2 separate regions of the Homo sapiens genome follow, and region 1 is linked to region 2. The links are chromatin contacts, found by Hi-C in ENCODE. All regions are on one chromosome and are shown on one strand. The core of a region is the stretch at or near the end of the contact, and the rest is flanking DNA. Distances in the headings are between cores, read along the strand shown. Region 1 overlaps KAT2B (lysine acetyltransferase 2B). Region 2 holds the start of KCNH8 (potassium voltage-gated channel subfamily H member 8).

The links. Hi-C counts contacts between places; a loop is a spot of excess contacts on that map. Pooled maps may share reads with other maps.
Region 1: a pooled map shows a loop between it and region 2 (2.8-fold over the local background). The contact joins the enhancer-like site here to the promoter of KCNH8 in region 2. A Hi-C loop is called at or near these places in 4 of 168 maps with a recorded cell type or tissue (B cell, CD4-positive, alpha-beta memory T cell, CD8-positive, alpha-beta T cell and 1 more), 1 of 37 single-sample maps with no recorded cell type and 13 of 50 pooled maps.

The regions. Positions count from the first base shown.
Region 1 is chr3:20,052,983-20,056,105 of GRCh38, reverse strand. The region is part of intron 1 of KAT2B (lysine acetyltransferase 2B); the gene reads right to left. Among named protein-coding and RNA genes, the nearest start is that of KAT2B, 14 kb to the right of the region's middle. RefSeq lists an enhancer at 909-1,148. Within about 2 kb of position 1,330, at least 18 of the 41 ENCODE cell types and tissues checked have a DNase peak (open chromatin) inside an H3K27ac peak, as active enhancers do; they include B cell and CD8-positive, alpha-beta T cell, where a contact is called at or near this core.
Region 2 is chr3:19,147,010-19,149,774 of GRCh38, reverse strand. KCNH8 (potassium voltage-gated channel subfamily H member 8) reads right to left here and starts at 1,265. Exons shown (of 16, transcript NM_144633.3): 1 at 980-1,265. The coding sequence starts at 1,055. RefSeq lists enhancers at 1,823-2,416, 2,417-2,765 and a silencer at 2,704-2,765.

The DNA.
Region 1 (3,123 bases), core at 81-2,580, 910 kb before region 2:
AGCAGCCAGAGGGGTCACTTCAAACCGGAAATCTAATTTGAATTCACTGGAAACAGCCCAGATGTCCATAACAAGTCAACAGATAAACAAACTAGTACGTCCATACAGCAGAATACTCCTCAGCAATAAATAGAAATTAACTACCAATGCATCCAACACCACGGATTAATCTCAAAAATATACTGAGTGAAAGAACAGTATGTACTATGTGGTAACATTTATATGAAAAATAGCTAAATTAACTTAAAGTGACACAAATCAGATCAGTGCTTGCTTCCAAGGGAGAGAGACTTGAATGGCAAGGAGCAGGCAGAAATTTTCTAGGGGGATGGAAAAGTTCTGTCTTGATACGTATTTGTTGAAACGTATCAGAACTAAAGATCTTGACATCACTGTGTAAAAATTATATGTTGGCAATCTGGCCCCCATTTATCCCTTCCACCTAATCTCCTACACTCATACCCCCCACCCCACCCACCTCCATCTAGCCACACAGGTCTCCTGACAGGCCTCACACACGACAAGCCACTTCTGGCCCCAGAGTCTTTGCACGGCACCCTCTTCCTCACTTCTTATCATGCAGGCCTCGGTCCGTGTCCCTTCTGCAGAAGGATTTCCTGGGCATGTATCTAGAGGAATTCCCCAGGCATTCTCATTTAATTCTCTGTTTTCATTCTCTGCGAGGCACTTACCACTTTCTGTTATTTTCTGGCTTATTGTCTGCTTCTGCTACCAGAAAGCAAGCTCTGCAAGAATAAGGACCCATCTGTCACTGTATCACCAGCATCTAAATCAACACCTGGCACATTAAATAACAATTTGTTGAGTAAACGGAAAAAGTTGACATATATCACTGTCTCCACATTACAGCTGCGAAATCTGAGGCTTGTAAAGCATAAGTAACCTCCCCATAGTCACACATCAGGGTTCAAACCCAGGCAGTCTGGTGCCCAGGTCCATGTTCTAAACTACTCTCACGTCTGGCTCACAACAGTTTTGCTTCTCTGCTTGGTTTTACTCTGTTCCCTCTATCTGGGCTGGGTCTCTCTCCCACCCTTTCACCTCCCCCTGGCTCACAATGGTTTCTCTCTGCATTGACTTCATGCTTGATTATTCATTTTAATTTTTCTTTCACTTAATATCTGTCTCCTCAACAAGAAAAGGGCTCCTTGTGGCTTTTGCTTCCTTTTGCACATGTAGCAGAGAAGTGGCCACAGGCCCCTAACCGGTGCTCACAGATGTGTTCCTTTCGAGGTGGGATGAGTCAGGTAGTCCTGTGAGTATGTGCCAATCCTGGGTTACATGACTCACTTCATTATTTCAAAGTATGCTGACCTTGGCATCTTTGGCATTCTGCCATCTAGTTTCAACACCAGCTTGTCAGAGCTGATGCAAATTGGCACTGCCACCATCAATCACTATGATATTACTCAGGTCTCATCCTTGTACTTCTGGAACCTCCTGCATACCACACAAACCTCGCAAAAAGCTGCACAAGCCAAGAGTACACAACGCATGGGGACTGATTAGGATGGCATGGAATTTAATGGAAGCAACCCCATACAACTTGCCCTGAGGTTACTGACAAGATTACCCTAAACCTCCTCCTGATATTAGGTGATGTATTGTTCCAAGTGGACCATTAGAGACATTATTCACACTTTTTTCCAAAATAAATGCATCCATCTCCTTCACATCTGTAATCAATCCCAGCACTTTGGAAGGCCGATGAGGGTGGATCACGAGGTCAGGAATTCAAGACCAGCCTGGCCAAGATGGTAAAACCCCGTCTCTACTAAAGATACAAAAATTAGCTGCGTATGGTGGCAGACCCCTGTAATCCCAGCTACTCAGGAGGCTGAGGCAGAGAATTGCTTGAACCCAGGAGGCGGAGATTGCAGTGAGCCAAGATCGCGCCACTGCACTGCAGCCTAGGTGACAGAGCGAGACACCGTCTCAAAAAAAAAACAAAAAAACAAAAAACAAAAACAAAAAAAAATAAGTCTAAAGCCGGACACAATGGCTCATGCCTGTAATCCCAGCACTTTGGGAGGCCGAGGAGGATGGATCACTTGAGGTCAGGAGTTTGAGACCAGCCTTGCCAACATGGCGAGACCCCATCTCTACTAAAAATACAAAAATTAGCTCGGTGTGGTGGTACATGCCTGTAATCTCAGCTACTTGGGAGACTGAGGCAGGAGAATCACTTGAACCTGGAGATGGAAGTCGCGGTGAGCTGAGATCATGCCACTGCACTCCAGCCTGGGCTACAGAGTGAGACTCCATCTCAAAAAAATAAAATAAAATAAAAATAAATAAAAAATAAGCCTAAATGGTAAAGGAACAATTAAAGAAAGTCTATTGTAGACTTTAAAGTGGGCCACAAAGTAACAAAAAATATAAATAGTAGTTTAAAGAATGCCTTCATATACAATTGATTTTTAAGTTTACTAATATAATACAGACTTCTAGAATATATGCTAAAACTTTGTCTCACTTTGTAGCTTTTAACTCACTGATCTCATAACACTCATATACCTTCCTGAGTTTTTTTGTTTTGTCTTGTTTTTTGAGACAGGGTCTCACTCTGTCACCCAAACTACAGTGCAGCAGCACACTCACGGCTCACCACAGCCTCGACCTCCTGGACTCAAGTGATCCTCCTGCTTCAGCCTCCTGAGTAGCTAGGACTACAGACATGTGCCACCATGCCCAGCTAATTTTTGTATTTTTATAGAGATGGGGTCTCATTATGTTGCCCAGGCTGGTCTCAAACCCTTGAGCTCAAGCAATCTGCCCACCTTGGCCACCCAAAAGTAGGATCCCACACCTGGGATTACAGGCGTGAGCCACATTCCTGGCCTTAAGAATTTAATTGTAACTTGCAGAAGAGGAAACAGTGGTTGGAGAGGATTAAAATATAGGTGATTCCTCTTTGCTTGATTTGTAGGAGACGTTCAGGCCATAAGATAACTGTTGCTTGTCATCAAGTCTGCCATGAACCAAGGGGAAACACACTTAACTATGAGTAAGTGTTGTTCCAGCTCCAGCTGGAGGCTGCCCTGCTGCAGACCACAAAGCTAGCTACTAAACCTCCCTGCACCTTAGTTTCCTCATCTTTCT
Region 2 (2,765 bases), core at 16-2,515:
ATGGAAGACAGTGCACAGAAGCAAGATAAGCTAGAAAGAAGATGAGGATATTCGTAGTGAAACCAACTGAGAGCATTTGTTAGGGGTGGTAGTACAGACTCCTAATTACAGGGTTAAAGCCAGCTAGGAAGATCCACAGGGTCAAGTAGAGAGCTTGAAAAGCCTGAGAAGGAGTGGGGACCTGACCGTGGTCCTGAAAGAGAACAACTTGCAGATGATAACGAACCGTCTGCTAGCAACCACACAACATCCTATCTATTTTTTTTCCTACTGTAGCTTAAATGAGCTAAATGTCCAATAATATTCGTACTCAAAAAAAAAAAACTAAAAACTTTCTCTTATCATCAAATCGTCTTTATTCATGTCCTTCTTCCTGAACAGCCTCTGCTTGAGTGTTAGGCTCATTTAAGGATTAAAAGATACGCTATTCTAGCTCAAAAGCAGGAATCAAGGTTCTGACAAACTCACAACACTTAAAATTCTACAGAAAGCTTACACTTGGCAATCCTGCATTTCTTAAACTCAGATAGAAAATCATACCTATCCGAAATATATCACGGAATGAAGCTCCAAGAAAGAACACTCCAAGCTCTCCTTTTGATCTAGGGAGCCTTGAAACTCTAGAAAGATTAGGTACACCGATATTCCCCTTTTCACCTCAGAAAATTACAACCAATTCCCTAAAGATACACCAAAATGCAGGTCCCACAGTGAATACGGGCGTCGGTCTTTCCTCAGGCTGCGTTTCAGTCCTTAACAAACCCAAGAACTCAAGAGAGCCAACTATTACACCAATACAAAGTGTTAATACTACACCAAACCATGAGGGAACAAATTTCTCCGCACAAAAGATACCTTGGCAAGAACAGAAGAAAATTCACTCCGCTGGTGCAAAAGGGAAGGTGGGAGCAAAAGTAATGTGTACGAGAAAAATCAGTCTCAGAAAATGCCATACCACTCGTTCAAGTGTAAGACTTACGTGTTCCGTCAAAACGGGTGGCGATGGTGTCCAGGAAGGTGTTTTGCGGCGCCAGTAATCCTTTCATAACCGGCATTTTTCCAGCGTGGTGTGAAATTCTCCATCAAAGTTTGTCCAGAAGGATGGTTCGAAAGGAAAGTGCCAAGAAGGGAGAAGGGGAACCTGATGACGGCAGGGAAGGGGGACCCGGCCTGACGGCGGGGCCGAGCAGGGGAAGTGGAAGGATGGAGGGAGAAAGGGAGAGAGTTCCAGCCGCCCCGGCTGTGGCAGGAGGAGCCCCAAGAGCGCTCCCCGAGCCCGCCCCGCACCTCCAGGCTCAGCCCGGCGCAGGCTCCCTCTCCCGCCCCCTCCACCCCCGCCAGCTGCTGAAACCCCCCCACCGTCCCTCCGCGGGCAACAGTGCCCGCCAGGCGCCGCCGCGCGGTGCCTCGCCCCCCACGTCGCCCGCCCGGAAAGAGCCCGCAGTGGCCCGGGGCGCCGCGCCCTGACCGACGTCTCTGGGGTCTGGGAGGGCGGCGCTGAGAGCTGGGAGAGGCGCTGAGCCTCCCGGTCTCCACGGGACGCCGGGAAAGGAGAGCGAGCGCAACTCCCACGCCCCGGGAGCCAGTGAACAAAGACCCCTTTGTTCCCTCTCCGTCCCACTCCCGGGGAGACTGGAGTCCCGTGGGTGTGGTATTGGAGAAAGGGAGGAGACAGGTCGGGGCAGGTATCCGGCCTCAACCTAGAACTTAGGAGGGGGAGGCCCCCCAGTGGTGTCCAAGGGAGCAGAGGCAGCCAGGAGCCCCACGGGGAGGCGGCCCCCTTCCGGAGCACTTGCCATTGCGAGCCCACGCGACAGGGGCAGGGCAGCCCGAGTTAGTTGTGAGGCCCATCCCCAGTCACCAGGGTCTTTTAGTCCGGGAAACTGGCCCCGAGCTCCAAAAAGGGGTGCTTCAGCCCTTCTCCCCAAATTGCCATTGGCCTCCCCAAGCCATCCCAAACTTTAAAAAAATAGCCTTTTGAACGGACAATGGATGGTTTCCCATTCTCCGGTAAAATGTGAATAAAGCATTTCTAGAAAAGTTTGCTATTTTTATTAATTTGCAAAATACCACGTAAGTAAAAACAGTAAGGCTGCCTTCCAAAAATAGCTTCAAACACAAATCCCCTAGCCTGCCCCCCTTTCCCCAGCCCCCACTCCCGAAGACTGACACCTCCAAGAAGAAAGCCTGGCGGACGGCCAGGAACTGAAGGCGTCTCAGAAAACGAAAGTGGTCTCTCCCAGTCCTCCCCCCTGGCCCCCCCCGCGGGGACTCCCTCTCGGCCAACGTTCTGCGGGGAAAGTCGCCCAAGCCTGCGGCACAGCCCTGTGGGGAGTGCAAGGGGACACCCAGAGCCCGAACTTTATAGAAAACTCTGCAAGGGAGGTGGAGTGTGGAAGGGAAGTTGAGAGCCCCAGGGTAGAAAAACAAACGTAAGCCCAGGTGCTAGTGCACCCGGAAGGAAAGGAGGGAAAAAGCAAACAGGTGTCAGAGCCGCGGCGAGGCAGCTCTGATCTCCAGGAACTCGGGCGTGGCGGGAGGAGGGAGGGAGGGCCCACCCCCCGCCCCCTTACTAAGGGGGTTTCTTGTTTCAATTATCTCGGCTGTTGGGGCTTCGGGGGGGACCCCGCGGGTTTCGTCACGTCTGCCTTGGGCTCCGGGAGGGAGGGGGAGAAGAGAGAGAAGCGGCATCCCCCTCTCCCCGCCCCCAGGCCCCCTTTCTCGTGATGCACTTCCTGCGGCCGAGGATTCCCTTTGTGTTGAAA